3 separate regions of the Homo sapiens genome follow, and regions 2 and 3 are each linked to region 1. Evidence: read pairs that join two places in POLR2A ChIA-PET (ENCODE). Cell type or tissue: MCF 10A. All regions are shown on one strand. Each heading gives the region's core, and the rest is flanking DNA. Links, peaks and the distances in the headings are about the cores only. Region 1 has its middle 19 kb from the start of LINC02257. Region 2 overlaps HHIPL2 (HHIP like 2). Region 3 overlaps DUSP10 (dual specificity phosphatase 10).

Region 1 (10,999 bases), core at 1,789-9,788:
AAAAGTAAAATTATTGCTAAAGATGATGAATCATATTAAGAGACTTACTTAGAAAATTATGATATGTGGCTAGGATTATACTTACAGTAACATATAGTACTTCATATGCTTTTATAATTAAGTAGAGAAGGGTGAAAATGACTGTTTTAAGTTGCAAAAAACAATAAAACTCATTTAATTAAAATAGAAATGGAAAGAAATAATAAAGATAAAAGCAGATATTAAATAGAGAACAGGGACAGAATAATTAGTGCTAATCAAAAAGTTCAAGGGCTAGCTTCTTTAGAAATACTTACAAAATAGAGGATAATAAAGGAAAAATGAAAGGGATATTCATAAATAAAACTGAGAAATCAGAAAGGGGTTATATAATGGATATGGTAGAGAAGAAAATTTTAGAGATTTATTTGTTTCACTACGGCAATAAGTTTGAAAATCTCTGTACTTTGGGATGAAAACATAATTGACTCTATGTGATTCAAAAAAATAAGTAGAAGACTATAAAATTAGCTTTTGAAGAAAATAAGTAAGATATCAATGCATTATTTCTACAAAGGTTCTTATTTTATTGGTATTTTTTCCATATTTTCAAGACATTGATAATTCATATGCTATGTAACTTTTCCAGATCATAGAAAATCATGGACAGATATTATGCTGGCTTCATGTTGGTATTCATATTTGAATGAGATAAAGCAAAATAGCATAGCTACAGAACTGAGATTTTCAGTGTGTTTCCCAACCACCTACGTTGAATTTTCTGGGAATATTTGTAAAAATGTCAGGTTCCTGGGTTCCACATCTCACCTTTTGAATCATTAAGGATGGAACCTGGGAATATGATATTAAATTCTTATTATCAATTTAATATTAAAAAGTACTTAGAAGCAAACAAACTTTAAAAATGTCAGAAAACTTTTGCTGATATTACATTTTAGTGGAGGTAATATAGAAGATTCAGACAGTGCAGAGAGTACACAATAAAACGTGTCCTTGACCTCCTTCCTTCTCACAATCTTATTATTATTTTATTTTTGAGACAGAGTCTCTCTCTTGTTGCCCAGGATGGAGTGCAATGGCATGATCTTGGCTCACTGCAACCTCCGACTCCCGAGTTCAGGCAATTCTCTCCTGCCTCAGCCTCCTGAGTAGCTGGGATTAGAGGCACCCACCACCACACCTGGCTAATGTTTTTGTATTTTTAGTACAGGCGGGGTTTCACCATATTGGCCAGGCTGGTCTCAAACTCCTGACCCTAGGTGATCCGCCTGCCTTGGCCTCCCAAAGTGCTGGGATTACATGGTAGCGTGAGCCACCGTGCCCGGCCTTACTACCTTATTCTTATACATATTTCCTAGGTAACAGTGTAGTATGAAGAATAAAAAAGATGCACATACTAGCATCTATATTTGTCCAACATTCAACATATCTACAAAAAGGGTCAGAATATGCTTACTCTTCTGCAATTTGCTTTCCTTCACTTAATAATTTATATTTGAAATTTTTCATATCAGTACACACAGATCTATCTATTCTTTTTCATAACAACATACTATCTATCAAATAAATATGCCTTAATTTATTCAATCGGTTTTCTATTAGTGGATATAACAGTTGTTTTGACTTAGTTTTGTACTTTCTATGTATATTTGGTGAATAAATCCATACTGTAAATTATTAGCTGCGGAATTGCTGGATCTAATGGACACAGATTTTAATTTGATAACTATTGCCAAACCCTTCTCTGGAAACAAGGAATAGGAATTCCCATTTCCCCATACTCTTGCCAGGACTGGGTATCATCGTCAAATGTTGGGAACTTTGCTATTTTTGATAGGCATAAAACAATACCTATTAGAGTTTTAATTGTAGGTCTTTAATTAACAAAGAGGTTGGGCATTGTTTCAAATTATATTGCTCATCTATAATTTTGTTTCTGTAAAATGCCTGTTCATAACCACTGTTCACTTTACTATTAGATTGTTTCTCTTTTCATAATTGATTTCTTGAGCACTTTGAAGAATATGAAATTGATCTCCTGTCAATTTGTTAACACATGACTATTTTTATTTTAACTATAGAGCATTACTTTCTATTAGAAAATTAAAATTGTTTGAGAATCAAATTCATCTTTCTCTTCTGTCATGGCTACTGGATTATGTAATCTTCATTTTAAAATTGCTCCCCAGATGATAACATCTGCTTTCACATTTGAGAGGAGTTAATCACTATAGACTGGTCTCAATTATAAATATGTACGTAAAAATCCATATTTTTATAAAGAATAAGTGAAACTTACCCACTACAATGAAATAAGGGATGTCGTAAAGTTTAAGAATGTTTTTAATATTAGGGAATCTATTAATATATTGCATCATAGCAATATTTCAAAGGAGACAAACATATGGTAATTTCAACAAATGTCAAAAAATATAGGATACGATGCAACATATTTCTTACAGATGAAAAAGAAACCTTTAGAAAACTAAGAATAGAATATTTCTATAGATGATTAAAAATAAGCATCATAAAACACCAGCCAGCATAATGCTTAATCGTGGAGCACTAGGGACAATCCCAATTAAAACTGGGAAGCTGACCAGAATTTCTGCCACTGCCATCATTATTTCACGTTCTTACCAATGAACATACTGTCCAGCACAATGTGGTATAAAATGGAAAGAGGATGCATGAATATTTTAAAAGAGGACAAAATTATCATTATTTGCAGATGACATAATTAAATACAAAGAAAAATCAAGATAATTCAACTGAAAAGCTCTTAGAATTAATGTAATTTCAGAAGTGAGGCAATAAAAAGTAAAATTATGAAAGGATTTTTTTTCTATAAGCAAATAATAATTAGGATAATTAGTAGGAAAAAAACTTTCATAGTTTCTTTCAGAATAACAACAAAAATCTAGGTCATTGCAATAACTCTAATGAAATACATGTGGAGCTTTTCTGAAGAAGTTTTAAAACTTACCTAGAGCTGTAAAAGTCAACATCAACAAAGAGATAGACTTATCATATTCTTAGATGAGATAAATACTTTGAAGATATTAATGGTCCCTGGATTAACTTTTAGGCATAGTATTATTTCAAGGGAAATCTCAATTTGGGGAGATAATTTGGTAAAATGATTCTGAAGTTCATCTCAAAGAGTAAACAGGTAGGAATAACAAAAAGTATTTTGCAAAAGAATAGTAATACTAAGGGAGAAGACTTAACTTACGAGATTTTTAAATGCTTAATGACGATTTTGCCATCAAAACAGCATATACATCAAGGTAAATTTCAAAATATATCCCATATAGGCCCACTGTCCTTTGTCTTAAATTCTTGGGGTTACATATGTTTGTGAATTTAAAATTTGAATTTCAGAAAGGTAATTTGGTTATATCCTAAATATTACTGAATACTTCATAGACCTCAGAACCCAGTGGGGTCAGGACCAGTACTACATAAACAAACATATTGATATTTCTGTAATGAAACTCAGTAGGACACATAAAAACTACAAACAGCCTCCAACTGATTCAAGTCATATTTTGTTCCCAAGTGAACGTTGGCACGAAACTCATGAAAAAGAAAAAAAAATGTGCTTTTTAGAACTTCGCTAATTTTGAAATTTTGGATTGCAGATCATGGGCCTTTATGTATGTCATAGGCTGTACTCCCTGGAAGCTGACTCTGATATGGAGATTAGGTTGTAGGACTTTGTATTAGTCAGTTCTCATGCGGCTATGAAGAAATATCCGAGACTGGGTAATTTATAAAGAAAAGAGGTTTAATTGACTCACAGTTCTGCCTGGCTGGGGAGGCCTCAGGAAACTTACAATCATGGCAGAAAGCACCTCTTTACGGGGTGGCAGGAGAGAGAATGAGTGAAGAGTGAAGTGGGGGAAAAGCCCTTTATAAAACCATCGGATAGCATGAGAACTTACTCACTATCATGAGGACAGCATGGGGGAACTGCCCCCATGATCTAATCACTTCCCGTGAGGTCCCTCCCTCAACATATAGGGATTATAATTTGGATTACAATGCAAGAGGAGATTTGAGTTGGGACACACAGCCAGACCATATCAGACATTCATTAGGGAGTGTGCTTGGGGTGAGCATGGAAGGAGAGGACAGAAGTGAAATTGAGCACAGAGATAAGTTGAGCTGTGATTCAGTCCCAAGAAAGGCTGCAGCCACACACCACATAGGGAGCTGTGGGGCTTAGAAGGTCATTTAGATTCTTTTTCAGGCAGATTTTTTTTTTTTTTTCTGCAGAGTCAATCCCCAAAGAACTGGCAGCTGAGAGCTGTCTTCTAGCTGCTGGAGAAACAAAGTCCTTCATTCCTGAAAGGGAGTTTGGGGTATAGGCCAAGACACCCATGATGTGTGTGGGGATCTAATACATGATAAGGAAAACCACACACAAATGGATTAGTCAGCAAACAGTTTGGGGAATGATCGCCAGTTAAATCTTCACCTCGTGCTACATGTAAAATAAACACAAGATGAATTATCAAGTTAATTACAAAAAATAAAACATCTCAAAATACAAATAAATATTCTCCTGTCTTCAAAGTGGAGAAGGAATTATAAACAAAAAGCATGGAAGAAATTACAAGGTAAAAGCAAAGATTTGAATACAAGTAAATTTAAGGGGTTCTTTTTTGTTTTTTGTTTTTGTTTTTGTTTTTTCAGATGGAGTCCCACTCTGTTGCCCAGGCTGGAGTACAGTGGTGAGATCTTGGCTCACTGCAACCTCTGCTTCCCGGGTTCAAGCAATTCTCCTGCTTCAGACTCCTGAGTATCTGGTATTACAGGCACACATACCATGCCTGGTTAATTTTTTTGTACTTCTAGGACAGACAGGGTTTGGCTATGTTGGTCAGGCTGGTCTTGAACTCCTGACCTCAAGTGATGTGCCTGCCTTGGCCTCCCAAAGTGCTGGGCTTACAGGCGTGAGCCACCGTGCCCAGCCTAAAACTTTTTAATGTTGAAATCATTAGCAAAATTAAAAGACAGAAAACATGTAGAAAAAATTTGCAGCATAGATAGCAAAGGATTAATATACATATGCATGTATATATATATCTCATATAAATCTCATGAAAGCTCATATAAATAAATAAGAATATTTCACTAGGAAAGAAAAATGGGCAAAGATTATAAATAGAGCATTCTATAAACATACACAGAGTTTTCAACCACACAAAATAAACTCAAGAAAATTTCAATAAAACTTTGTTATCACTTTTTTTTTGCATATATAAAGTTCCAAACATTATAAAACATGACAGGTTTTGGCCAGGTGCAGTGGCTCACTCCTGTAATGCCAGCACTTTGGGAGGCCAGGGTGGGTGGATCACTTGAACTCAGGAGTTGGAGGCCAGCCTGGGCAACATGGCAAAACTCTGTCTCTATGAAAAATACAAAAATTAGCTGGGTGTGTTGGCAAGCGCCTGTAGTCCCAGCTACTTGGGAGGCAGAGGTGGGAGTATGGCTTGAGCCCAAGAGGTAGAAGCTGCAGTGAGTCATGATTGCTCCACTGTACTCCAGCCTGGGTGACACAGTGAGACTGTCTCAAAAATAAATAAATAAATAAATAAATAAAATAAAACATGACAGTTCTTACTGTTGTGACAGCCAGTAGAAGTATAAATTGTTGCCACTTATCTAGAAAACTATTTGACAATTTATTTAAGAAACTTAAAAATCTTTGTATACCTTTATCCTGAAATTCTTTTTGTAAGGAATCTGCTGAGGAAAAACACAGCAGTTCAAAGAACTATTCACGCAAGAGGGTTTTCATTGCTACATTATATAAGATAAGCAAAGGGTTAGAAACACTCTCTCAATAACAAAGAAATGCTTAATAAATTGTTGTACACAGATGTAATTAAATTATTATGGAGACATTAACATATAACATTAAAAAAACTAAATGACAAGAACATGCTTACAAAATTGTTAGAAAATGTAAGATATGAAACTATATACAATGACATCTATCTTATCTCTATTTATCAGAAAGACAATACAAATAATATGCCAAAGCATTAATAGTGCTTATCTCTGGCTGGGTGTTACAGTATAACAAGTCTACATTTTCTTTTGTATACTTCTACTATATTTTCCAAATACAACCATGTAACAAACATGGTAGCAAAAGGTAACAAACATGTTACCTTTATAATAAAAGAGAAATCAAAGTTTATCTAGGCCAGGAGTGGTGGCTCATGCCTATAATCCCAGCATTTTGGGAGGCTGATGTGGGAGGATCACTTGAGGCCAGGAGTTCAAGGCCAGCTTGGGCAAAATAGTGAGATCCTTCTGCTACCAAAAATAAAAATAAAATATTATAAAATAAAACATGCAGAATTGTGTGATCTGTAGTCTTATACAGTAATGTTCAACCTTTTATGAACAGAACAAGCTTTGTATAATATCTTTTTTTTTTTTTTTTTTTGAGACCAAATCTCTGTCACCCAGGCTGGAGTGCAATGGCACGATCTAGGCTCACTGCAACCTTTGCCTCCTGGGTTCAAGTGATTCTCTGGCTTCAGCCTCTCAAGTAGCTGGGAATACAGGTGCCCCCCCCGCCCCCACCACACCTGGCTAATTTTTGTATTTTCAGTAGAGACGGGGTTTTACCATGTTGGCCAGGCTGGTCTCGAACTCTCCTGATCTCAAGTGATCTGCCCACCTCAGCCTCCCACAAGCTTTGTATAATATCTTGACTCAGCTCAAATTTACATTTAAACTCACCTGAGACACCCATGCCACATGTCTCCACCAACTGATAAGGGGTAATTGAGCATGAGGGGCTTGTTAGAGACCAGATTGCTAGTGGAGTGGGCAGGGAGCATAGCAGGACATGAGTCCTAGGGAAATGGTCACAAATAGCCCTGAAGCATCCTCTTACCCATTTTCATTCCAGAAAAGCTGGCCTGGCCAGGCTGCAGAATCAGAGGTGCATATGGGCACACAGTGGCTCCCCTATCTGTGAGGTCTAATTCCATCTGGTAAATGTCCAAGGGGGTTTCCTTAGTGCAGAGCCACCTGTAGGGTGAATCAAGGTGACAGCAGAGCCCAGAGGAGGGGCCATGCCCTCGTCACTGCTGGCTGAGCCACTCTTGACCCAAGGTACTGTGACCCTTCTTGGTTCTGAGTCCCTCAGTCTCCTAAAATCTCTAGCAATTATCTTTTCTTTTCTTACTGCAGCCTCCACTCCTGTCCCTGGGCATGTCCTAAACACTGGCCATTGTAGTATTAATCGCACAAACCAAGCAAGTCTAATTTACAAAACAAGCCATTGCTTAGTGGAGGAGACTCGGCCAATGTGCACATCGCAGCATCAGTCCCTATTTTTCACAAACTAACCCAGTTAACCCAGTTAACTTCTCTCTGCCCATCCTGCTAACTAGATAATGGATACTCAGTGAGTGCAGCCCTAACTAAACATTAGATTGTTAGTCAGACTGGAATGTTCCTCCGTCACATACTTGAACAGTGTTTTCAGTTTGGGGTTATCCACATGATCCATTTCTCATTATCACGGACGACAAAGACCCAACTGTGTTCATCAGCATATGAACATTACTCACACACACTCATTTCATAAGCAAGAAAACACAGAGAAAGGAGAAAAAAAAAGATTAAAATAAGTGCAGTAAGGAGTGGGAGGCTTGGAGAATGAATCAAATAAGAGATTGTTATAACTGGAAGAGACCTTAAAGGGAAGTCTGTTCTTCTAAACCCATCATTTTATAGTTTCTTTGTTTTTGTAATAAAAAGACAAAGCAAATGAGGCTAAGCCAGAGATCTAGTAAGTGGCAGAGAAGGAACCAGAACTCTTCTGACTCTTCTAGGTTATCTAACTCTTAGTGAGCTGTGCATTAACCTTGTCGCCCGTCTAAGTAATGGGAGGAAGAATAGGTACTGGTTGAGAGTCAAGTTGAGAAGTGAGTTCTTTGATAGAGGTGAAGATGAGGCCAGTTACTTGGGTCTCAAACTGAACAGGAAACACCATCATTTCCATTTTCTGATCACTTTTAGAGTCAGTGCAACTCTAAAAGTCAGTGCAACTCTAGGAAGTGGGTGTACCATCTCACTCTTTCCACATCCTCTTGGCCTCCCTTTGGACTCCATGGGGCTGTAGGATGGTGCTGTGTTGATCTGCACCTCAGTGAAAACACCTCTCTGCCATCAACTTCCAGTTTGTCCCTACAGCTTTCCTGACTCCACAGTGGGCTACCTGGATTTAAGCCCTGCCTTCCCTGAGGTCTGCTGTGCTGGAAACTCTCCTGAGCATCATGACTCAAACCATGCAGCCTAAAAGGACCAGTATATGAGTCAGCTGATTCTCTTCCCCTTTCAGGCAAGCAGTTGATGTCTTAGAACCCTGTTCTTTTTCTAACTAGCATTAGAGGCCTGGTTAAGCGAGAACAGCTCTTTCTTCTGTTAAGAGGATATATATTCGGGAGGGTCCGGAGACATTTGAATCAAGACTCCCTAGTTCCTTCCCAAAGGAGATAAGAATCCCCATTGGGCCTTGAAGCTTTGAGGACCAGGTCTGTTTCTGAAGCATTCTTGTAAAAAGGTACAAACCTTCAGGTCTAGTTTAAATTCATTTCTATTATGTAGCCCCAAAGATCTTGGCTCAGGGGTTACTTTAGACCTCCCGATAGCTCTCAGAATTCCAAGCATATGCCCTATGGGCTTTCCTAGGTCTTCTCCATGTACTGAAATGTCAAAGACAGGGAAGCAAGAGCTTGGCTCATGTCCTCATCATCTCTCTTCTGGGCTACTGCTGTCATTTTTTCACTGGTCTCCTTTCCCCAGTATCATTTCATGAGTGCCTGCAAATGAGTAAATGAATGAACACAATCTCACTCTTTTCTAATTCATCCTTTCCACCAGGGGTCTCCAATCCCTGGGCCATGGACCAGTATCAGTCTATGGCCTGTTAGGAACCAGGCCTCACAGTAGCAGGTGAGAGACAGGCAATCAAGCAAAATTTCATCTGTATTTACAGCTGCTCCTCATCACTGGCATTACCACCTGAGCTCCACCTCCTGTGAGATCAGTGTTGGCATTGGATTCTAATAGAAGCATGAACCCTATTGTGAACTGTGCATGCAAGGGATCTAGGTTGTGTGCTCCTTATGAGACTGTAATGACTGAGGATCTGTCACTGTCTCCCATCACCCCTAGATGGGACCTTGTAGTGCAGAAAAACAGGCTCAGGGCTCCCACTGATTATACATTATGATGAGTTGTAAAATTATTTCATTATATATTACAAGGTAATAATAATAGAAATAAAGTGGACAATAAATGTAATACACTTCATTCATCCCTCCAATCCGGTCTGTGGAAAAATTGTCTTCCACAAACCTGTCCCTGATGTCGAAAATGTTGGGGACCACTGCTTTACACTGTTGTTAAAGAAGCAGCTTTAAAGGGCAAAAATCAAGTCAAGTTGCTCCCATTTCCATAGCTCCTCAGTCCCTAGAGCACAGCAGCCCAGAAGAGCATCTAGAACATTTGGAGTTACCTGTCTTCCAACCTTATGTCCTGAGACTGCCTGTGTCTGCCTTTACGTTGTGACCACTAGTGTAATCCAAACTCTCTGATTTTGTTCTTTTAGCTCCTTCTACTCGGAGAAACTTCCCCTTCACTAATGGGAGACATCTTTGTGATTGTTTAGGGTCCAGGTAAAATTTCACATCTCGAAGAGGGAATGCTATAGAATCCAATACACCTTGGCCTGATCACTGCCCCATCATGTGCTAACTCTGTGGACACAAGGGAATGTATTACTCTCTTCATGCCCAACTTTGCTTAGCTTTATATTGTGGAAAACAATATCTACCTCTTAAGATTAATGTAAGGATTGTTAAAAAATGAACTTAGGCATATTAACATTCTAATGAGTTTGAGCATTCAGCATTTCATGACCTGGGCAGCATTAGACCACAAGTGGTTTGGCACTCCACTGAAGGGGTGCGAAGGGGATACTTTTATACGGTGTTTGTGAAAGAAAGACAGAGGAAGCATTTGATTGGTTAAAATGGAAAGTCCCTAGTTAGAGATTAGTTGGTGGTTTCTGATTGGTAAAGTCCCTAGTTAGAAGCTACTTGGTGATTTCTGATAGGATAAGCTTAAGCTTTGTTTCACTGTTTACATTGAGTTGGGTTTTGGTTTGCTTAGGAAGAGACCCAGGGTGCTGGAGTTTCTGCAGCCTACTGGCCTCCTATTAAGCATTTTCATAGGATAAATACATTTATGTACATAAAGCAACTAGCTTTGTACTTGGCAAAATAGGTGAATAAGCCATTTAATTTTTTATCCCAATAAGCCATAGTTTCCTTTTTCTTCCTTTTTATTCTTTGAAGCCCTTTTCAAACTCTCAGTGGGGGTTAACTCTCCTCTGTGCTGCCATTCTCCAAGGAGCCATTTCTCTTGCTAGATGGTATGCTTCACAGGCCGGTACCTTGTCTTATCTTTTGTATTCCCAGTTCTAGCTCAGTCTCTAGCCCAAGGCAAGTAAGAACTCCATTAAAAAACTGAAATAGTAAATAGCTGATGCATGGGAGCCTCTCCATGGGAAGGTGGAAAAGACAGTGCAGGTGGAATTGTGATCTCCTAGTAGGAAACAAAAGCTATTTTCTATTTACTTCCAAAAGACTTCACTACTCAGCACTATAGAACCTTGGGGTGTCAAAGAGCTGGCAGCAGAGTCAGAGATAATCAGAGCTTTAAACTCAGAGTGGGGCAGGCTCTGGCCCAAGACCTCAAGATGGTAACAGCCAGGCCGAGACTGCTTATATTCAGACACCTGGGCCATGACTCTCCTGCACCTGCCTTCTCCTTACCCCACATCTCAGGGGAAATGAGATGTAGGCCCAGCAGGAATGCTTAAAATTTTTTTATTTTCCCAAATGTTACCAATCTCTAAGTCTCCAGATGGGTCAGGATGGGATCTTGACCTGCC
Region 2 (10,999 bases), core at 1,701-9,700, 520 kb before region 1:
GTAGCTGAGATTACAGGCATGCACCACCATAGCTAGCTAATTTTGTATTTTTAGTAGAGATGGGGTTTCTCCATGTTGGTCAGGCTGGTCTTGAACTCCCGACCTCAGGTGATTCACCTGCCTCGGTCTCCCAAAGTGCTGGGATTACAGGCGTAAGCCACCATGCCCAGCCTTTTTTTTTTTTTTTAATATGCTTCTGGAAATGTCTGTCTGAGGTCATCTAACAACAGGTGTACACCTCTGAGCACCTGAGTAAGTACTGCTCCCCTGTCCCCTGGGCTTGGTGCAGATCTCCAGGTCTTTGGCAAATACGTTTAACTGGCAGGTTCCTCAATAGCTCTACCTTTTCTGGAGTTTAGTGTTTATTCACTTGCTGGGCTGTATGCTGTTTCCTTCTGCTTCTTTGCCTATCTGTCTCAGAGGCTGACCAACCTCCACCAGCACAGGCAAAAGCCACAATACCACTTCCCACTTGAGAGGTGGTTGGGTCTGGGTCAGGTTATCTGCCCCAGGGAGGGTGATGCATTGTATCCATCCTGAGGAGTCTGGGCAGTGCACTGGATTTTTTTTTATTTTTATTTTTTATTTTTTATTTAATAGACACAGTCTCACTCTGTTTCCCAGGCTGGACTGCAGTGACACGATCTCGGCTCACTGCAACCTCTGCCTCCTGGGTTCAAGCTATTCATGTGCCTCAGCCTCCCAAGTCGCTGGCATTACAGGCATGCACCACCACACCCGACTAATTTTCGTATTTTCAGTAGAGACGGGGTTTTGCCATGTTGCCCAGGCTAGTCTCGAACTCCTGGCCTCAAGCGATCCACCTGCCTCAACCTCCCAAAGTGCTGGGATTACAGGTGTGTGCCACCATGCACCCTGCCCCAGTGCTCTAGATTTATCTAAAAATTATTGCCAAAGCAAGAAAATCTCCCCCTGAATTAGCTTACAGATAGACATGCAGAAGAAAATTTTCCCCTGAGGCTTATGTTACCCATATCTGGATTGGCATTCAGCAGACATGAGGCAAATAGGTCCAGCCACTGGTTAGGGCTTGGGGGGGCCAGCTCTATCTGAGCTTGTATTTGGCCACAGGGCTCTCAGTTTGTGTGTTCTCGGAAGTTCCTGGAAGAGGCTCCGTCCCTGAGGCTGTTCCCCGGGGTGATGTGTGGATGGTGGAGGGTGGATAGCCAAGGGGTGAATTTAATACTGGGCTGTTCCCACTGCTGGGTCTGCTTCTGTGCACTTCTCCTGGGTTTAGGGGATGGAGCAGACTCAGGGTCTTTAAAGTGCTTCTGATGGTTGACGATGCCTTGGTGGGGAGTTCTCTTTCCATTAACAGGCTTCCTATGTGAATCCATTTTTCTTTTCTTTGGCAGTTTTCTGATTCAGTTGGCAGGTAATTTAACTCCCCACTTTCACAAGAGCAGCTGTGAGAAGCCACACAGAAAGCACCCATAAAGCATTTTCACACTGAAGACATCCTTACTTATTCACCTTTTTTTTTTAAGTTGACATTTATGGAGTTACTCCTGTGTGCCAGGCACTGTACTAAGTGCTGTGCATGTGGGCTCTCATTTAATGCTGACAGAATTCCAACCAGGCAGGTTAACATCCTCACTCTATGGATAAAGAAACTGAAGGCTAGGTAAGTTAAATTACTTGCCCCAGGTACAGCTACTAAGAGGAGCCTGGAATAGGAACTCAGTTCTCTTTGTGGAGAGGTCATTTTAGGACTACTCCCTCCATTCAGTTATAATTATATCGAATCATATAGACTTTTTAAAGCTTCTATAAGTGGACCAGATTCTGCTCTGGTTACTTATTCAGCTTGTCTTTGCACGAAATGCACCAATCCCAGCATTTTGAGGGCACCTGGTTAATTTATGTATCCTTTTCTCCCTCCCATTTTTTCCTCCTACCCTTCCTTTAGGGGTAGCTAAATACAGTGGTTGAGAACATGGACTTGAGCCTGGGCTTGGAATCTTGGCTTTGCCACTGACTAACTATGTGGCCTTGGGCCTGTTTCTTAGCCTGTGCGAGCCTCAGTTTCCCCTCTGTAAAATGAGTATAATAATAGTACTTACTTCACAGGTTGTTAGGAAGACTCAATGAGTTAATATTTGCAAAGTATTTAGAATGGTGCCTAAGCACTACGTAAGTGTTTTTTAAATAAATACAATTACCTTTTTTTCCCTCCCACCTGGACTTGGGAGGATGGCAGTGAGAGATAGAGTTGGAGCAAGGCAGAGGCAGAGAAAGCAATGGGGACAGGCTGGGAAGTTCCAGCTCTGCTCTCTACAGTGGAAGTACTCTCTGTCCTCAAAGTCCCTTTTATTTCAGAAGATGCACCCGGGGACAAGCAGTTTAAGAATGTGTGTGTTACTAGGCAGAGAAGCTGGCATCGCCTGAGGGCTGTGCCTTGAGTTCTTGAAGACATTTTCTTTAAAGGGAGTCACCAGCACCACCATCAGAAGCAGCAGCAGAATCATCCTCATCATCATTTTCATCATCCTCATCTGTGAGCTCTTGTTATGTTCTGGGCACTGTTCCAAGCCAGATGGGAAACATTAGTTTTTGCATTTGATAGATGTGGAGACTGAGGCTTAGCAAGGTTTTTTGCCCCTGGTTACCAGGATGTGAACCCGTTTTGACTGCCACCATGCCCATACTCCTAACTCCTTCTCTGCACTGTCTCTCAAGGGCCTGAGGAGCCCTGTTCTGTCTGTGCCCTTTTACCTCACCTTCTGAGCTCATAGCATATTTCCTGTTACATCTACCCCATCCCCATGGATAAGTAAAGGCTGACCCCAATTCTTGCAAATATACGCCCTCTGGTAACCTTGATTTTCCGGTTGCATCTTCAGAGTCTTGCGTCCTCATGCTTTCTGTTTGTGTTTTTAGGCGAGCACCCCCAGGCAAGTGCAAATACAAGCCAGTGCCCGTGAGAACCAAGAGTAAGCGGATCCCGTTCAGACCACTCGCCAGTGAGTCCATCTTTGAGTCTTAGGCTCAGGCCTTGGTGTGGAGGCTAAGGCAGTGCCCTCAGCAAGCAGGCTATAATTCCCATGGTGGAGTCTTAGTTACCCCCTGAGGGAAACTAAGTCTATACGTCTCCTCTGCATAACAGAGGAGTTATGAGTGTAAGGATACCCATTTCTACTGTGACCGGTTTCCTCTAGTTATTCGTTCATTCATTCGTTTGTTGATTCATTCATTTAATCGTTCATGTATTCATTCATTTGGCATCATTCATTTCATACTTACTTTGTGGCAGGAACTATGCTAATCCCTAGGGATACAGCAATGAACACTTAAAGCCTATGACATGTAGGAGTTCAGAGTTAAATAGGAGTGGGGATGGGAAGTGCAGGCAAATAAAGAAATAAATGTAGCACTAATGTTCTGGTATAGAAGGATGCTCAGGGCACTTAGAGGGCCCCTAGAATGAGGAATGTTTCCTTGGGGCAGGGTGGGGAGTCAGGAAAGACTTACAGAGGAAGGATACTATCTTAAGGAAACTATTACAGAACCATGTATCACTGGAGTGACCCTTCTAAAAAAGTCATATATTTAGACCAAGGCCAGTTAGAGAATTAAAAGTATTAATAAGAATAATTTATATTAAAGAACTATAATGCAGTTATAGTTTTCTCTTATAGCTACTTTCTGGGACTTATATTTTTCACTAAATAAATACTGATTTCTCAGAGACAGTCTTGGACTTGCTAAAGGAACAATCAGAGAAAGCTGCTAGAAAATCTTCCAGTGCAACCTTAGCTTCTGGCCCAGCCCAGGGTTTGTCTGAGAAAGGCTCCTCCAAGAAGCTGGCTTCTCCTACAAGCAGCAAGAATACATTGCGAGGGCCTGGTACAAAGAAGAAAGCCAGAGTGGGGCCCCACGTCCGCCAGGGCAAGAGGAGGAAGAGCCTGAAAAGCCACAGTGGCAGGATGAGGCCATCAGCAGAGCAGAAGCGAGCTGGCAGAAGTCTCCCTTGACCTATTGGTCAAGGTGGCCGACAGGGTGACGTGAGAGAGGAGAGCCACCTCATCAAATGAAAGTCACTGCTGAATAAAGACCTTAGAAGTCTGGGAAGCCAGGGTAGAGGTGGGGCAGGGCGGTTTTCCTCTCCCTGGGAAATCTTGCTGTCTACTGAATAAATAAATGCACCTTCTCTGTATGCAGTGCTTCTGTGGGAGACCATATCCCAGATTGCTGGTGCACCTGGGTTATGGTAAGCACTAGTCCATGAGCCTGCTTGGAATCACACTGGATGTCTCCGTTTTGTCTTGTAAATGCCTACAACCTGAGGTAATAAATCAACATTTGCTCAAACTGGCACATATCCTTTGATATCCTGGATGTTTGTTTGACATTAGGAAATCTAGCATGCTGTACCACTCTTGCATAAGAACCATGCTTCACCTTCCTGCCTCACCCCAGGTCTAAGAGGAAGCCTGTGACAAGCTTACAAGGAAAGACCCTTTAAATGTGGTATCTCCTTTCCCCAGCCCAAAGCTCATGAAGTGAACAAGAGCAGGTTCAGTTCTGTACCTCCAGCACTTACTATCGTAATTGCCTGACAGGTTCTTCCTGTGTAGTGCACAGACAAAACCAATTCACTGAGACCACAGTATTGCAGTAGAGAAAGAGTTTAATTAACACAGAGCCTGCCAAGTAGAAGGATTGCAGTTATTACTCAAATCAGTCTCACAGAGAACTCAGAGGCTGGAGTTTTTATGGATAGTTTGGTGGGGGAGGGGCTAGGGAATATGAGCTGCTGATTGGTTGAGGATGAAATCATAGGGGTGTGAGGAACTGTCCTTGTGCACTGAGTCTGCCTCTGGATCGGGGCCACAGGACCTGTTGAGTGATGAATCACAAATCCGGTTAGGGTTAGTTGGTTTCCAGAATGCAACCATCTGAAAAACATCTCAAAAGACCAATCTTAGGTGCTACAATAGTGATGTTATCTATAGGAGCAACTGGAGAAGTCATAAATCTTGTGAACTCTGACCACATGACTCCTGAGCAGTAAGGGATTATAGAAACTATGCTTGCATTTTAGCAGAATTCAGGCCCTTCCCATTATCTAGTGGCCTTTCGTCAGTTTTACAAAGGCAGCTTCAGTCCCTGAGCAAGGAGGGAGTTTGTTTTAGGGAGGGACTATTATAATTCTTGCTTCAAAGTTAAACTATAAACTGAATTCCTCCCATGGTTAGCTTGGCCTCGGTCATGAATGAGCGAGGACAGCCAGCCCGTGAGGCTAGAGGCAAGAGGGAGTCAGCCATGCCAGGCTTCTCCCACTGTTATAATCTTTGCAAAGGAAGTTTCACTATTTGGCCTTATTATGCACATAGCATAATAAACTTAACTACATTTTATTTGAATACCTACTGTGTGCCAAGCTTATACCCTATCTTGAAACCTCAAAACCCTGCTCTTCTCTATTGCCATATAACCTCCACTGAAGATGAGAAAAGTGAAACTTTGTGAGGTTAAGTTACTGGATCACAGTGGTGTGAGGGAACAGGGAACAGTTCAGCTGGACTAGAATCAATTCCCTCTTGCAATCTGCTGTGCACCTGCCTTCATGGAGGCCCTCAATGAAGGATTGTGACTTTTGAACTATGTATTTGAGGAATGAAGAACTAAGGGAGGAAATGGTCCCTATTTTCATCAAGTTCTTCATATTATGCAAAACATCCAGAAGAGTGTAGACAATTTGGTTTAAAGAGAACAAAAGTGTAAAATACCAGGGTTGTTAACTTTTAAGGTCATATGATCACTGTTTTAGAAATGGTGCAGTCTCGGCTCACCGCAACTTCAGCCTCCTGGGTTCAAGTGATTCTCCTGCCTCAGCCTCCCAAGTAGCTGGGATTACAGGCATGCGCCACCACGCCTGGCTAATTTTTTCTTTTTTTTTTTTGAGACGGAGTTTCGCTGTTGTTACCCAGGCTGGAGTGCAATGGCACAATCTCGGCTCCCCACAATCTTTGCCTTTCGGGTTCAAGGGATTCTCCTGCCTCAGCCTCCCGAGTAGCTGGGCTTACAGGCATGTGCCACCACACCCGGCTAATGTTGTAGTTTTAGTAGAGACGGGGTTTCTCTGTGTTGGTTAGGCTGGTCTCAAACTCCTGACCTCAGGTGATCTACCCGCCTCGGCCTCTCAAAGTGCTGGGATCACAGGCATGAGCCATCACTCCTGGCCTAATTTTTGTATTTTTAGTAGAGAGAGGGTTTCACTCTGTTGGCCAGGCTGGTCTCGAATTCCTGACCTCAAGTTATCTGCCTGCCTCGGCCTCCCAAACTGTTGGAATTACAGGCGTGGGCCACCATGCCTGGCCAGCTCTATTTCTTTAAGCCTACATGTTTTGCACTTGTTAAAAGTATTTGAACATACAATTACTTAGCTTCCCTTGTTTACGCGTGAATTTTGTATAATCTTAAATATTTTTTCCAATCTAAGCTTTATTTTATCCCGTTTCTTCTATATTTGTATAACTTTAGGAGGCTATCTTCATTGAAAGTTTTTTCTCAAAAGCCTTAAGATAGAACATAGTTCTTGGCAGCAATTTGAAAGTTACTTGAGGAGGAGGGGAGACTTACAATGATGATTCAAATGAAGGAAACTAAAAAGTAATGAAGCAAGGCAGAGGAAAAAGCAGTATTCACTTGAGCACATCCCAAAAGAATAACATTTCAAATGTAACTGGAAAAAAGTATGCTGAAGTTCGCAATACAGAAATAATTATTAATAAGATAGCTTTAAAGCCCTGCTCAGCTTTTGAATGTTGGGAATTGACCCAGAGGTGGCTGTAACCTAAGATGGTTCCTTCAGTAATGACCATTTTTTCTTTTTCAAGATGATGATTATTCCCCACCTTCTAAGAGACAAAGACCAGCGAGCCACCACAGCCACCAGTCCCAGAACCCGCCAATGCTGGGGAACGGAAAATGAGGGAGTTCAACTCTGGTAAGTTCTCAGCGAAATCCATGACCTTTTCCTTTATCTTCTGGACTCTCAATGTGACTGATGAAAGTTACCACATGCTCTGCAGGGGGAAATGGTTTAGCATGTGTTACTACATCTTAATCACATCTTTGTAAAGCCAGGAGCATTTTACAAGTCACGTTACAGACATTGTTTAAACATAGTCTGTATTTACCAAAGTATAGGACGTTGTATCATCTCATATTAATTAGTCAGTTGGCTCAAAATTAGTGCTAATGACTTAGTAATTCAGTGATTTCTGTTAGCTTTAAAACCTTTATTTCAGAACTATTTCACCTCTTGGTTTTCATTTTTGCTGTGTGTTACTGCCTGCCGGCTGCTAATTTATTAACTCCCAGTGAATCATGTGTCCTGTGAAGGGACTGAATATTAGTGGCAATTTATGTTGATGATTTGTATTTTGAATAAATAGTTTGAATACATAGAACATTAAGCTTGTAAACATTTTGAAAATAGTATTTTAATATTCTACTGTGTCATAGTTACAATCATTGGATATATATTGAATTTATATGTACTTTAAGTTGTTATATGTTTATGGTCTTTAGCATTCTAACATGCAATTGTATATCTGTTAAGTCTTTTTTTTTTTCGAGATTAGACTGATTTATTGAGGCATCTGTTTGATGCCACATTAAGTGGCCCAGGCTTTGTGTAGGGGTTGAGGTAAAAGCAGGAAGAAGGGTGGTGAGAGGCGGGGTACCAGGATTAGGTTGGAATACCTGGGGGTGCTCTGAGGCTCCCCAAGTTTCCCTGGTCTTGGCCGGCTGTGCTGCTGGCCTGGGCATCTGATGGGCCTGCAAGGGTGGTCCAGGGGCTAGGGCAGGGACTTTGGAGTCACGCCATTGGCTTTGAATCCAGACTCCTACACTTGGTAGCTGTGAACTCTCCATGCCTCAGGGACCTGCAAAACTGAGCTCTGTCTGAGCCAGGTTCCATCCAGGCACTGCGGATCCATCCAGAGGGGCACTGCCTCAGGCTGCTCGCTATTCACTGCCTTCCCAAGCCGACCCTTGTCTCCTTCTAGGCCCTCACAATCCAGTGGAGGAGACGAAACTCATCTGCCTCTGTCCCTCTGGGCACGCCTCATGCCAGGTGCATCTGTGGACAGGGGCCATGCTCCTGGGCTTCCAAAGTTGGAGAAAGCTGCCAGGCTCAGGTGGGTACATCACAGCAGCTGCTGCCCTCTGAACACAGTGACAAAAGAACACTCTGGGCCTGGAGCCCTGGCCTGGGGCATTGGGCAAGGCTGTTGCACTTCTCTGATCCCATTTCCCCATCTGGAAAGTGCGCTGATTGTATCTCCCTGTGGGCACTGAGGGCTCAGTGTTAGTTCGAGAGCCAGCATCTGGGGTTTGGGCTGTAATTCCCCGTCAGCCCCATAGCTGCGGGGAACCAGGGACTTTGTTGGGATTACCCTAGGCATCAGTTTAGCTTCCTGCCCCTGGCTTGGGCTCAGCACCTGAAGTAGTCTAGGGGGTAGGTGGTCCTGGTGGGGGCTGGGGCTTTTACCCAGACTGAGGTCACACCCAGAGCCAGAAGTCTTGGTGCCTGCTCTGGGCAAAGGTGCCAGCCTGTGCGACAAGAGCGAAACTCTGTCTCCAAAACAAAAACAAAAAACCTTGCATCATTTCAAGGGGCTCACACCTCCCTAAGGGCCTGGTAATTGGCTGGCTCTGGCCTGCATCTGGCCCCGAGGGTGTAGGTAACACCCCACCTTACCTGGTTTCTTCCTGCCAGGGCCAATCTTCAGACCTCAGGACTTTGCAGCCTATCCCACCTCCCCTCTGGCCAGCCTTGAGCCCTTGTGGGTCCAGCACTTTTTCCAGGCTGTCTCCTGGTTGTCCTTCTGCCTCGAGGCCTGGCTCATGCTGCCCCCCCTCCCACTCTCCAAGACCCACAAGGACCACTCCACACCCAGCTCAGCCCCATCCCCTCAGATAGTCCTTTCTCTTTCCTCAGGTGGCCAGGTGCATATCTTGGTGTGAGGACCTTCACTGTATCTGGGAATGCCTACTGGTTACTTCGGTAACAGAGAACAAGGCATTTACCTGATATGAGTGTCTTGGTTCACTGTCTACATGGCTAGGGAGGGAATCAATAATAGGCTTTTCACTTGCTGCAAGGGCCAGTTCTCCTGGCCCCATGGCTCTAGGGATGGAGGACGCTGCAGGAGATGCAGCGCTCACTTCCCAGCTGAGGACTGTGGGTCATCTCAGGGCGATTTCACAGTCCCCACATGCCCCACCCCCTCAGCTCTGCAAATACCAAGCAGTGCAGCCTGCCTAGGGGATGATGGGCTCGAGAATGCCCAGGTAGTGCCCAGAGTGCCCCTCACCTAGCTGCTTCCACAGCTCTGTAGCAAGAGTTCTAACCTTTTTTGACCGTGAAGCCTGCTGAGAATAAGAGCTGTGGACTGTTTTCCCAGAAAGGCATGTGCATGCTCTCCACACAAAACCTTTCGTCGTGGCCAAGCACAGTGGCTCATGTAATCCCAGAACTTTGGGAGGCGGAGCCAGTCGGATCACCTGAGGTCAGGAGTTCAAGACCAGCCTGCCCAACATGGCGAAACCCTGTCTCTACTAAAAATACAAAAAATTAGCCAGGCGTGGTGGCAGCCACCTGTAATCCCAGCTACTCCGGAGGCTGAGGCAGGAGAATCACTTGAACCTGGGAGGCGCAGGTTGTAGTGTGGTGAGATCACGCCACTGCACTCCAGCCTGGGCGACAGGAGCGAAACTCTGTCTCAAAAAACAAAACAAAACAAAACAAAACAAAACCTTGCATCCTTTCAGGGGGCTCACACCTCCCTAAGGGCCCAGTAATTAAACCCTTTGGGCCTGAGGGTAAGAAACTTTGTCTCAGTTCTTCCCCGAGTGATCAGCCCAGGGGTAAGGAAGGAGAAGCCAGAAAGCAGGACCCATGAGAAGGGCCCCCTCCTGGAGTTTGAGGCCCACTCCCTCCTGCCCCTGCCTGTCCTCTGTCCAGGACTCCTCCCTGCTCTGCCCCACTCCTGGGGCCATAACCATGGGGAGCTGTGGTTTTCTACAGGCCCCTGGGCACAAAGTGGGCAGGCTCACCTGGAGGCGATCAGAGTAACATGGCAGGAAGTGAGGGGGAAAACCGCCCTGGAACTGCACCTCTCTGCCCCCTGACGTCACTGGCGTGCACTCCTCCCTCCCCTCACTCAGGCAGTGGCATGAGTTCCATGTGAGCGCTGTCCTGCTCCCTCTGCTGCCTCTTTTTTTTCTTGGGGCTGCCATAACACTTTCCCTTCCCCAGCCCTGCCAACCTGGTGGGACATTGGGCTTCCCTCTCACAGGGTCCTGGGGACAGGCCCATCCTTTATCATACCCACAGAGAGACCCTTTTTTTCTTCAGGACCTGGGGAGCAGCCAGGTTCCATGAGTTAAATGCAGATCTGAACCAAGCTGGGATTGGGATACACACTCTCCTCTACTGAAAAGTAGCTAGGGATTCCAACTAGGTGAGAAGGAGAGTGGGGCAGAGCCAGACCAGACAAGGACTGATCACCTGGAAAAAGCCTGCCATCAAAGGTCTTGGCAAATGCTGGGTGCAGTGGCTCACTCCTGTAATCCCAGCACTTTGCGGGGCTGAGACAGGTGGACTACTTGAGGCAAGGAGTTCGAGTCCAGCCTGGGCAACATGGCAAAACCCCATCTCTACTAGAAATACAAAAATTAGCTAGGCATGCTACACTCCTGTAATCCCAGCTACTCAGGAGACTGAGGCAGGAGAATCACTTGAACTGGGGAGGCAGAGGTCGAAGTGAGCCGAGATTGTGCCCCTGCACTCCAGTCTGGGAGACAGAGTGAAACTGGCCTCAAAAAAAAAAAAAAGAATATGGCCTTGGCAGAGAGGGGCCAGCCCAGCAGTGCCTTCCCTTGGGTTTCTCCTGGGTAGGCCTCTGCCATGAGGAGGTGCTTCCTTCTGCCTGTCCATGGCCCACAGCAATGGAATGTCTGC
Region 3 (10,999 bases), core at 1,927-9,926, 300 kb after region 1:
CTGCAATATAGCAAAACTCAACATTTATTTTTTTTTACGTAACTTCAACTTTTATTACCATAAAGGGGTGGCCTAGTACTTTTCCTAAATATTACAGCAGGTTGTTATTCCAGGAAGAATACAGTTAAGTGGAGTGGGGTGTTCCTTTGTCAGAGAAAGAAAAAAACAGCCTCAGGTTTAACAGCCAGTGGGGTCTGGTGGATTTGCTGTAGTGTTGACATCTCTGGTCATTTTGCCAAGCTGTTTTCCTTGCTAATTATGCCGTCAGCACAGGACCATGGAATATTGAGTCTGAAAGGAAATTCAGGGTGATCACTGAACTTAGAGAAGTAAAGTGACTTCTTCAAGGTCATAGGAATTCTAGTGTCCAAGAAGGGGCCAGAATCCAGGGTTTTTGACTCCCAAGCCTGAGGCCTTTTCACAACACACTAAGGCAATGTTTATGATGCCCTATTAAGTAATTCCCAACTGGCAACACTGAGGATGCAGAGATACTGCAGATTCTTTATTAATAAAATCTGAGCCAAACCTGGAGCGCTGAGGAAGAAAAATTTCTCAACAAGCATATGAGGAACTTCTGGTTGATACATGATGTGATGTTATGACTGAGATTCCATCTGACTTAACTCCAGTTGGAGGAAGTTAGGAAATTGTTTTCTATTTAATGAGTAGGGTAAGATATACTTGTTCTAAGAGGATTTCAACTAAAGCTCCTTCTCACATTCCTTATAGATTATTCAGGCTTACCTGCCTTTTTTTTTTTTTTTTTAAGGAAAACAAAACCAATAACAAATAGCATTCAGCCCGAAGAACAACTCCATATCACAACCTGCATAGGCACAATTTTATTTTCATTGTTATATTATTGGATAAACTGAAATCTTACAGTCTTGCTTTAGTAAAAACACAGCAGGTTTTATAAACATAATAGCTTTCACTGAGAGTGTAATATAAGCTGAGCAGCATCTAAGTTTAGTGTTTATACCAGTTTATTTATTCCTGAATCAAGTGTGTGTAGTGGAACCGGTGGTCCAGCCAGGCACTCAGAAGCTCATTCTCTCACCACCATGCTTTCTGGTCTTGACTTGGAGCTAAATACCGTGTGCTGAAGGGAAAAAGTTGAAAAAGAGAGATGCTTACTTTTCTTGAAATACTGTTGACTATGAGAAGTAAACTTCATCTGTAAATTTTTAAGATGAAAATTTACATCAGGTTTTTTTTCCTTGGTCCACTGGTGGGTAGCCAGTAGATGTAGTTTAGGTGAAATCACTACTCTCTCTACCCCTTCTCCTTCCCTACCTGTTTATCTAATTGGTGTTCCTTCAAGGAAGCTTTCTTAGGGATGTGTTAGAGTCTAGAAATGTCATTAAGAATCTGTTCAGGTAGTGCCCACATGCTATTGTCCTGAGCTTTTAATATATTTGAAAACTTAGCAAGTCTTCCTCTTTCAATTGCTCTGGATTTTGAGCCATTGCTGGGATTCCTCCATCTTCTGCATTATTGCCACACTGGAATGTCATACATGGAAGCAAACGGGATTGAATGCTTGAGAGGTGACACCCTCGGCCTGTATACTACTAGCCTTTAGTTAACTTTGCAACAACTGGATTTTCTGGGGAGAAGCTGAACATAGTATCTTCCTAGTTAAGCTTTATTCCTTTAACCTTAATCAGGGTTTAGTAAGACTAAAACTCTTATCCATTTAATGCCCGTTCCTGTACAGAGCAATTCTATAGAATAAAGAAAGTGTTTTTTCTCTATTACAAGTGAGAGAGTTGTTACTAGCACTAGGTTTGTTAAGTCACACAACCGAAAATTGGAATTAACATCCTTAATCCAAAGAGGAACTGCATATATATATATATACACACACACACACACACATACACACACATACATATACATATATATGTGTGAGTGTATATTTTCATGTGTGTGTATAATTTTTCCCCTTCCTCTCTCCTTTTCCTTCATTCTTTTTTTTTCTTTCAGTAGTGTAATTCCAGAAAAAAAGAGAACAAGACATTTGAGAGAAGGTTCAGTGACTGTTAGAGTCGACTTGATCAGTAGCTTGTTCAACGTGAAAGTTAACTGTGTTATAGGTCTGGCTTCCGGCCACTGCTGTCACCTGTGCAGCAAACTGTTCCTATGAGCAATTCTTTCATTTAATCTTCTCTTTAAATGTAGATGTATAGCTTCTTGTTCGTGCTGATATCAACTTTAGCCAGTTCTGGAAGTTGTGACATAAGTATACGTAATGAACTAGTGGATTATACTTGGCTTTAAAACTGTTTTAATTCATTATTTCTATACAAAATAAGGCATTGCAAAGTTGAGATGAAAGTTTCTCTCTCCGTGCCTCTCTCTTCCATCTTCCCTTCATCTCTTGTCTTTCTCCCTTTTTTCAGAGGAAGCTCACCAGTGTGGGAAGGGGCTTCTCATCCACTGCCAGGCTGGGGTGTCCCGCTCCGCCACCATCGTCATCGCTTACTTGATGAAGCACACTCGGATGACCATGACTGATGCTTATAAATTTGTCAAAGGCAAACGACCAATTATCTCCCCAAACCTTAACTTCATGGGGCAGTTGCTAGAGTTCGAGGAAGACCTAAACAACGGTGTGACACCGAGAATCCTTACACCAAAGCTGATGGGCGTGGAGACGGTTGTGTGACAATGGTCTGGATGGAAAGGATTGCTGCTCTCCATTAGGAGACAATGAGGAAGGAGGATGGATTCTGGTTTTTTTTCTTTCTTTTTTTTTTTGTAGTTGGGAGTAAGTTTGTGAATGGAAACAAACTTGTTTAAACACTTTATTTTTAACAAGTGTAAGAAGACTATAACTTTTGATGCCATTGAGATTCACCTCCCACAAACTGACAAATTAAGGAGGTTAAAGAAGTAATTTTTTTAAGCCAACAATAAAAATATAATACAACTTGTTTCTCCCCCTTTTCCTTTTAAGCTATTTGTAGAGTTTATGACTAAATAGTCTGTGCAGGTTCATAGACCGAAGATACTACACACTTTAAACCAATTAAAAAGAACCAAAAGTAAATAGAAAAGACATTGAATCACCAAGGCCTGGGATCAACCTGGGCTGTCCACACAGAAAACAAAAACCCAACCAAACCAAGCCCTGTTGTGCTCACTGGTGCAAAGAGAAGATCAGGGCAGCTTAAGTGGTCTAAGAATCCTTCAGGCATTCTTTAAGGAGAAAAAGGATACCTTTGATTTTGTGTGTTTCATGCTCTGGATTTTTTTTTTTTTTCCTTCTCTGGGTTTAAGAGATTTTTTTTGAAATAGTGAGGAACTGACCATTATATGCCTTCACTGGCTTCTTGTGCAATAATATGATGTTTTAAGTGTGCAAACAAGTTAGAGCTGGCAGCTGAATGATAGACAAATAGTGCAAATTTGCCAGCTTGGAGATAGAAAGGAATTCAACAATATATCAAATACTTTCCTTCCCACCTTTTTCCTTTTTTTTTTTTTTTTCTGATTTGATTCTGGTTACAGTGCCATAAACCTTGTTACATATGTATATCAGAATGTAAGAAAAAAAAATTTATTTAAAAATATTTTTCGCAAAAAAAAAAAAAATCTTGGTGTGTTTCTGTTGATTGTGTAAAAATTTATTTTCATTATATAAATGAAACTGGTTTAGGATGTGTCTTTTTTTCCCCTCTCTTTTACCTTAACTCAGGTTCAAGCCTTTCTTAAGCTCTGGTAACTTGCATATACAACAAAGTTGAAATAAAACAGATTTTTATATAGGGAAAGAGAGATGAGGAAGGGAACATATCCAGTTTTCTCACTGTGAAACAGAGTTAGCAAGGAAGTGGAAGAGCTCCAGTATTGATCTGCCCAGTCACTGTCCCTTATATTCTCACAATGCTGTCATCCTCTCCTGCAAATATCATTCCTTTTGCATCGGGGAAGGCTTGCATTAAGGGGATCCCATCTGCCTTTGCGCCTTGGTGACCAAATCCCTGCCAGATTGATTGGTGAGAATTCAGTGATCTCCCTAGTGGCTATTTGATAAATACTTAGGACAATCTTCCATTTAGGGATCTTGATGTTCCTCCCCCCACCCCCCCACCCCATTGTCACTTGCTCACTTGGCATCTTTGGTGACATTAACCATGTAATGCGTTGCAGCAAATTGCTATTGCCTACTCTTTTCCCCAGCAAACTGAAACTCAGCTCCATACATGTGTACAGCTTCCTTATAACACTGGGTTAATGCATAGCTGGGTTCCCAATTCACTGTTGATGGAGGGTTGGGGGTATGGGAAAAACACAATGCAAATATTTTCTGTGTTTCATTAAATTAAAAGTCTAGTGGGACTTGGCCATAAGGAAGATTTATGGCAAACTGAAATTTGCCTGGGGTGAATAAAAGAGTTGAAGAATCTGGCATGTTGGATTCTATGTGACAACATTTGACATAAATAATTTTGTGTATGTTGGCTTGAAAATGTTAGGAAATATTTTTGACATTTAAAAAAATAGCTTTTCTACCAAAAATAATTTAAATTTTTCTTTTATAGAAAAGTGGAGACTGAATTTAACAGGAATTAACAGCTGTTTTAGATTATTTTAATAGAAAGTGTTAATCAGGTGAAAAGCAAATCTCTGCTTTGTGCTTTCTACTCCTCAGGCTAACAATTTCCTTGGTGTTAGAGTATTTAAGGAGTGAGGTTGATATATAATTAGTGATTTAAAATACATGGTAATTTAGCAGACATTTCTTTTTGTTATTTTAAGTCTAAGTGTTAAATTTCTGATAGCATGTAAGGTATATTGCCTCCCTCTGTCCCTTCCTTCTTTCCTTCTGCTTTTTCTTTGTTCCCCTCCCTTCCTTTTCCTTCCCTCCCTCTTTCCTTCCCTCCCTCTTCCCTTCCCTCTCCCTTCCCTTCCCTCTCCCTTCCCTTCCCTCTCCCTTCCCTTCCCTCTCCCTTCCATTCCCTCTCCCTTCCCTTCCCTTTCCCATTTTCCCACTTTGCCTCATTCCCTCTTTGCCTCTTTCCCTCTTTCCCTCTTTGCCTCTTTCCCTCTTTCCCTCTTTCTCTCTTTGCCTCTTTCCCTCTTTCCCTCTCTCTTTTTTCTTTCTTTCTAACAAAACAGAGAAAAGTCAATACAGTTTCTCATCTTTATCCACATGGAAATGATTTATGTTTTTGGAAGTTTATGATTTTGAGAGAAAAGCCTATCCTGGGGCAAACAGTAATCCTGCCAACCAGAATACCAAAGATTCTGAGAGGGACTCAGGTCTTTTCTACTAATCTGCTGTGAGTCACTTAGCCTCCATTTCTTCATAAGGAATGTTAACCACTTCATGAAAATAATACAGATTAACCAAGCCATAGCTCTAGAAACCAGACTCCACATGTTGCTGGGCCTCACTAGCTGTCTGGGAGCTATAAGGCTGCCCTAGGAAATAATTGTGTCTCCCCAAGAAAGCCAAGTCCCTGACCAACGCATGAACCATTCTCAGAATCCAGCAACGGTTGTTTTATATTAAATGAATCTAATTACTTAGTAGAGTGAACCTGTAACTAATTTAAAGAAATACAGCAAGCATTGTTATCTTAGGTTGAACAAAACAGTAGCTTTAGGTTTCTATATATATTACATTTATTTCAATAGTTAATACTTTTCCAATCAATGCATGTGAACCATGATAGGGAGTTTTCATTTCTTGAAAGAGTTTGTGCCAGTGTCTTCTGGATAAGGAAAGGCATCATGGGAGGTAGGGCAAGGAAGCTGACAAAAAACATGTACAAGGGGAAATATTCAAGAAAAAATGTACACAACCACACAATCACATGCTGGCAGTAAAGGGGAAACATGGCCTTTCGTAATACGGGAAACAGGAGAAAATGGGAGGCTAAAATGAAAAGAAAAAAACCTATGTCAGAGTAAGGAACTAGGACCTGAATTACACTCCAGAAGCTGACTAAGATAGAATGCTAATAAATTGCTCAACTAGATATTCTGATGGTAAGAAGTCCAATGAGCCAAGTTAAATAGAGATCAATCAATGATGGCCTTCACATTATTTGGGGACAGGCTCTTGTAAATAGGTCACAACACATTTTATTTTATGCTTTTTTCCCCAAACATGAAATATCAGGAAATATAGTTGCTGTTTGGTTTCAAGCTCTGATTGGAGACAGTTGTTGCATATGAATGGAGGTCAGATGAAGGGTGGTAGAAAATGACTATTTTAGCACTGGCACCCAGAAGGATGGGTCATAATTCAGAAGTGCCCCAAATCACACCTATCTGTAGAAGACTTCCTGCCTTTTTGAGGTGGTGGAATATGAACACCAGTGCTTTCTGTGGTTCCTGATTTCTTCCTTCGTGACAACCTTTGTCAGTGTTTGATACAAGGTGCATGTATCGGTGTTTAATAAGAAGCAGAAACAGTGACATAGAATGAGGGGTTTATTCCAGGGATTAGACCTCAGGCAAGTGTGGGATCTGGTGAAGAAGTCAATGGGAGTGTGTTGCATCTGTCTGATAATGGGCTGAACTCTCCGGGTCAGCACAGCCACCAGTAACAAAAGCTGGGCATGAAGTAGAGAAGAACAAAGAATTGGAATTAGGAGGAAAAACTGGAACCCACATCAGCCTTTTACCAACCTCAATGGGGGTGACTTCCAGAAGGATCTAGTGCCCTCTGCCATGGAGCTGAACATGTACCTAGCATAGGACTTGGCAAAGCTGAAGACAGAGCTTTGGGAGCTTCAACTACAGCTGCTGCGCTAAGTCCAGGTGAGTCACCACATCAGGGTAAATGTGTGCTTGCCATCATAGAGTTTGGTGCCCCCTTCAAATGGTTGCTGCTTCAATTCTGCTTTTCCAACCTCATGCAAATTTCCCCTAAGGCTAACCTTAACTCAGTGTGAATCAGGAGAGGAAATTCTGGAAAATATAGCTCCTGATTTAGCCAATTTGATACTGTAGAAAGCTACCAAAGTCCATCCCTTGCCAACTTGGCATCCATGTCCACTTCTCTTAACTAAATATAACTTCCAAATGAAGACATTAGCAAAACGATGCTTCTATGTAGTATGATGCAACTATCAGTTCTACAGATGAAAACACATTTAAAAGACGACTGGGTGCAGTGACTCACACCAGTAATCCCAGCACTTTAGGAGGCTGAGGTGGGTGGATCACTTGAGGTCAGGAGTTCGAGACCAGCCTGGCCAACATGGTGAAACCTGTCTCTACGAAAAATACAAAAATTAGACAGGCATAGTGGTGCATGCCTGTAATCCCAGCTACTCTAATCACTTGAACCCAAGAGGCAGAGGTTGCAGCGAGCCGAGATTGCACCACTGCACCAGCCTGGGTGATAGAGTGAGATGATGCCACAGAAAAAAAAAAAAAAAAGATACATAGCCTCATAGGTTACTTTGTCCATTTTGGGATGATATTCAGTCTTTTTTTAGCTAAGATCCACTTTCCCTTCGATGTCATGTCATTTGAATATACTGAGATATAATGATATTATGGGTTGAATTGTGTCTGTCAAAAAGCCATGTTGAAGTGCTAAACCCTGAACCTTGTAAATATGATCTTATTTGGAAATACGGTCTTTGCAGATATAATCAAGAAGAGGTCATATTGGATTAAGATGGGCTCTAATTCAGTGACTGGTGTACTTATAAGAGGAGGGGAATTTGAACACAGACACAAAGAATGTCACGTAACAATGGAGGCAGAGATTGGACAAAGGAACATCAAAGATTACCAGCAACCATCAGAGGCTACAAGAGACTCATTGAACAGATTCTCCCTCAGAGCTTCTAAAAAGGAAGTGACCCCACTATCACATTGATTTAGGACTTTTCGCATACAGACTGCAGTAAAATAAATTTCTGTTGTTTTAAGCCACCCAATTTGTGGTACTTTGTTATAGCAGCCCTAGGGAACTAATACAAAGACTATTATTACCCCATTTTATATTAGATGGTGGATGGGGTAGAAAAAAGAATTGGTTAATATACAACCAAATATATTTATATCAAAAAATAAATATTCATAATTCTTACCATCCTAATTTCTATAACTGATCTTGTGGTCATAGCTGGTATTTATAACTTCCTTCTTTCACTACCCATTCCATATACTTGTGTCCTCAGCAAGCACATCACCTAGTCATGGTTTCTTGCCTGTTGGGGTGATGTCAGTTTTCATTTTTGAGGGATCCAAGCTTTTGCAATTGAGCCTGCATTGGGTTATTTTCCACTTACTTTGTTCGTTACAGCAACAAAAGTAATTACAAGACTTGAGAGTATAAGATATGATCTTGAATTCCAGGCACACTTTTTCTTACTCCTATAATCTGGTAGTAATCCAATTTCCCCAGTCATCCCAGCCAATACACCAATATCTGACTTTGCTTGTTGATTCTTTAGCATAAGGAGCCCAAAGTCGGCAGCAGGGAGTATCAACTTCCATCTTAATGGAATCATTGCTGTATCTCCTAGTAGAAGCATCTCTCCCTTGGGGACCAGAACTTCTAGACCAGCAGAGTCTAAAGTTGAGAATAGAAAGAATAAATTTTGCTGTGGATCACTATGGGTAACAGTAAGAGGAGCCCTTTCCATTTTTCCCCCTTGATTCCTGGATCTATGAAATCTGGATAAGAGAGAAACAGCAACATGCATTGATTGATCATTTAGAGAATTTACTGCATCTTTCAGGACATTATCCTAGCCCTGCAAAGTGTTTCCATCCATCTAGCACAGTAAATAGTTAAAAGAAGAATTCCACCTTTCTACTGCTTTAGAGTGATGAATAACAAGTTAAGACTAATGAATTCCATGAGCATGAGTCTGTTATTCTTCATTTGCTGCAAAGTAAGTTCCTTGGTCAAAAGCAAAGCACTGTGGAATAACATGAAGGGAAATAAGATATAAGAATTCTTTAAGTCCACAGATACTGATTTTGGCAAAGGTATTACAGGTAGGGAAGACAAATCCCTATAAAGAGTAAGTTTCTATGGAGCAAGAACAAAATACTGCCCTTTCAGGCCTTGTGAGTAGAAGTTCATGTTGCTGAATTCATGCATACCCTCCATGTCTACCATCATGGCTATTTTGTTCACGAGCTCATTGGTCAAGAACAGAAGAAACTGGAAAGAAAAACCTGATAGAGGTCTGCAGAATGTGTTCTCTTGTCCATTATTAAGATTCTTACATGCTGAGGTTGAGCTTTGATCAACATTCACATGGGCCCATTTAGGAAAGTCTATCCATTTACTTCTTCCCTAGATTTTCCTGTCACTAATTTTCCAGTCATGTTTCTTCTAAGTCCCTTATTATCCATCTAAACGTTAGCAACTGCCCATGAAGCAATGTAGATTTATACCTCTGGCTGTCTTTCCTTTGAGGCAAAATGAACAATTAGGTACACTGCTGGAAGTTCTTATTACTGGGAAAATTTTTCTTCCCCACACCACCAGTATAGGGCCACAATGATTTAGTCATTCGGTTTTGGATGATACCAGAATATCACACAAAAATTTCTGTAAACAATGCCAAATATTTTTCAGTCCACTGGTCACTGAGTGCTTCCCATGAGGCCATGGGTGTAAGATTCTGAAGCTATTGTTGCACAAATAGACACCATGGGTAACTGGGTCACTTGCTTATTTAATATACTTGTGCTTGATCTCATATATTCTACTTCCATTTGATCATTGAATGAACAACTTAGAGGCTTCCATTTGATCATTCATGCACAACTTAGAGGCTTGATGGATCAACAACACTTAGTTCATCATGGGCAGTTCAGGTTGCATTATAACTTGATGGCCCATGATCAAGCTTCCAGTTTCAAACTGGTATTCTAAAGAAGAATTTTGAAGAGAAAAGAAGAATATCTGAATTAAAAGAAGAATTTTTCTGAAGAAGTTGTTATAGTTTTGCTCCAGAATTCTAAATGTCTGCTCTATGATTCATCTATCAGGTTAATGGCTTCATGCAAGATTCCTGCCTAACAGAGACATTTTTAGCACCATGGAATCTACTGGATCTAGATGTAAGAGCAGTTTGTATGGCAGCCTTGTATTGTAGAGGCTTTTCTTGTTTTGGACCTCACACAAAACTAATGACCTTACATCTTACTTGGTAAATGGATTGTAGTAGCATGCCCAATGAAATATATATTCTCTTCAAAATCCACAAAGGCCCATTAGACATTATCCCTCTTTCTTAATAGTAGGAGAGGTCAGATATAGCAACCTGTCATCATGTTCATGAAAGGAATATCTTGGAATGCTCAAAACAAGTAGATCACTACAAATTTCAGTAACATTCAGTGGATATAAAGTGAATTTTGTGGAATTTATCACTCTCTGGTATGCAAGTATCTTAACATCATATCTAGAACTAGTTACTTTATCCTATTTACCAGGTACAGTAATCATGATATAATATCATTAATATAATGTGCCTGCATGGTATCTGATGGAATGGATAGACAATTATGGTCCCTGTGGACTAGATTACAACACAGGGCTGTAAAGTTGAAATAGCCCTGAAGTAGGACAGTGGAGGTACATTAGTAACCCTGTTGGCTGGAAGCAAATTGCTTCTGATAGTATATACCAGAGGTTAGCAAACATTTTCTGTAAAAAGCTAGAAAATAAATATTTTAGAATTTGGAGGACATATGGTCTCTGCCATAATTACTGAAATCTGCTGTTGCAGCATAAGAGCAGCCATACCTAATATGTAAATAGAGAAATGTAACTGTGTTCTAATAAAACTTTATTTATAAAAATCCAGTAGTCTGAATTTGGCCCATGAGCTGTAATTTGCTAATTTCTGGAATTTATTAACAGGTATAGAGAAATAAGCATTTGCCAGCTCAGTGGCTCCTGACCAGGTGCCAGGAGCCCTATTGATTTGTTCCATCAATGAAACTACAGTTGGAACAACAGCTGCAATTGGAGCCAACATCTGATTGAGATATT

The links. ChIA-PET counts read pairs that join two places held together with the same protein. Peaks named below come from ENCODE experiments on the same cell type or tissue, not always from the same donor. Only the 100,000 strongest peaks of a DNase experiment are listed, where the experiment ranks them.
Region 2: POLR2A ChIA-PET joins it to region 1 with 5 read pairs; 1 of 35 experiments calls an interaction of 5 or more read pairs at or near these places.
Region 3: POLR2A ChIA-PET joins it to region 1 with 6 read pairs; 2 of 35 experiments call an interaction of 5 or more read pairs at or near these places.

The regions. Positions count from the first base shown.
Region 1 is chr1:221,991,683-222,002,681 of GRCh38, reverse strand. No RefSeq gene overlaps it. Among named protein-coding and RNA genes, the nearest start is that of LINC02257, 19 kb to the right of the region's middle. RefSeq lists an enhancer at 10,194-10,243. In MCF 10A, for the core only: no CTCF peak of the experiment used is centred there; a DNase peak (open chromatin) is centred at 5,511.
Region 2 is chr1:222,515,597-222,526,595 of GRCh38, reverse strand. HHIPL2 (HHIP like 2) reads left to right here. Exons shown (of 9, transcript NM_024746.4): 8 at 2,902-2,984; 9 at 3,709-4,332. The coding sequence ends at 3,995. Among named protein-coding and RNA genes, the nearest start is that of HHIPL2, 27 kb to the left of the region's middle. RefSeq lists a silencer at 1-84. In MCF 10A, for the core only: no CTCF peak of the experiment used is centred there; DNase peaks (open chromatin) are centred at 4,405 and 4,795.
Region 3 is chr1:221,694,087-221,705,085 of GRCh38, reverse strand. DUSP10 (dual specificity phosphatase 10) reads left to right here. Exons shown (of 4, transcript NM_007207.6): 4 at 2,409-3,662. The coding sequence ends at 2,674. Among named protein-coding and RNA genes, the nearest start is that of DUSP10, 43 kb to the left of the region's middle. In MCF 10A, for the core only: no CTCF peak of the experiment used is centred there; no DNase peak of the experiment used is centred there.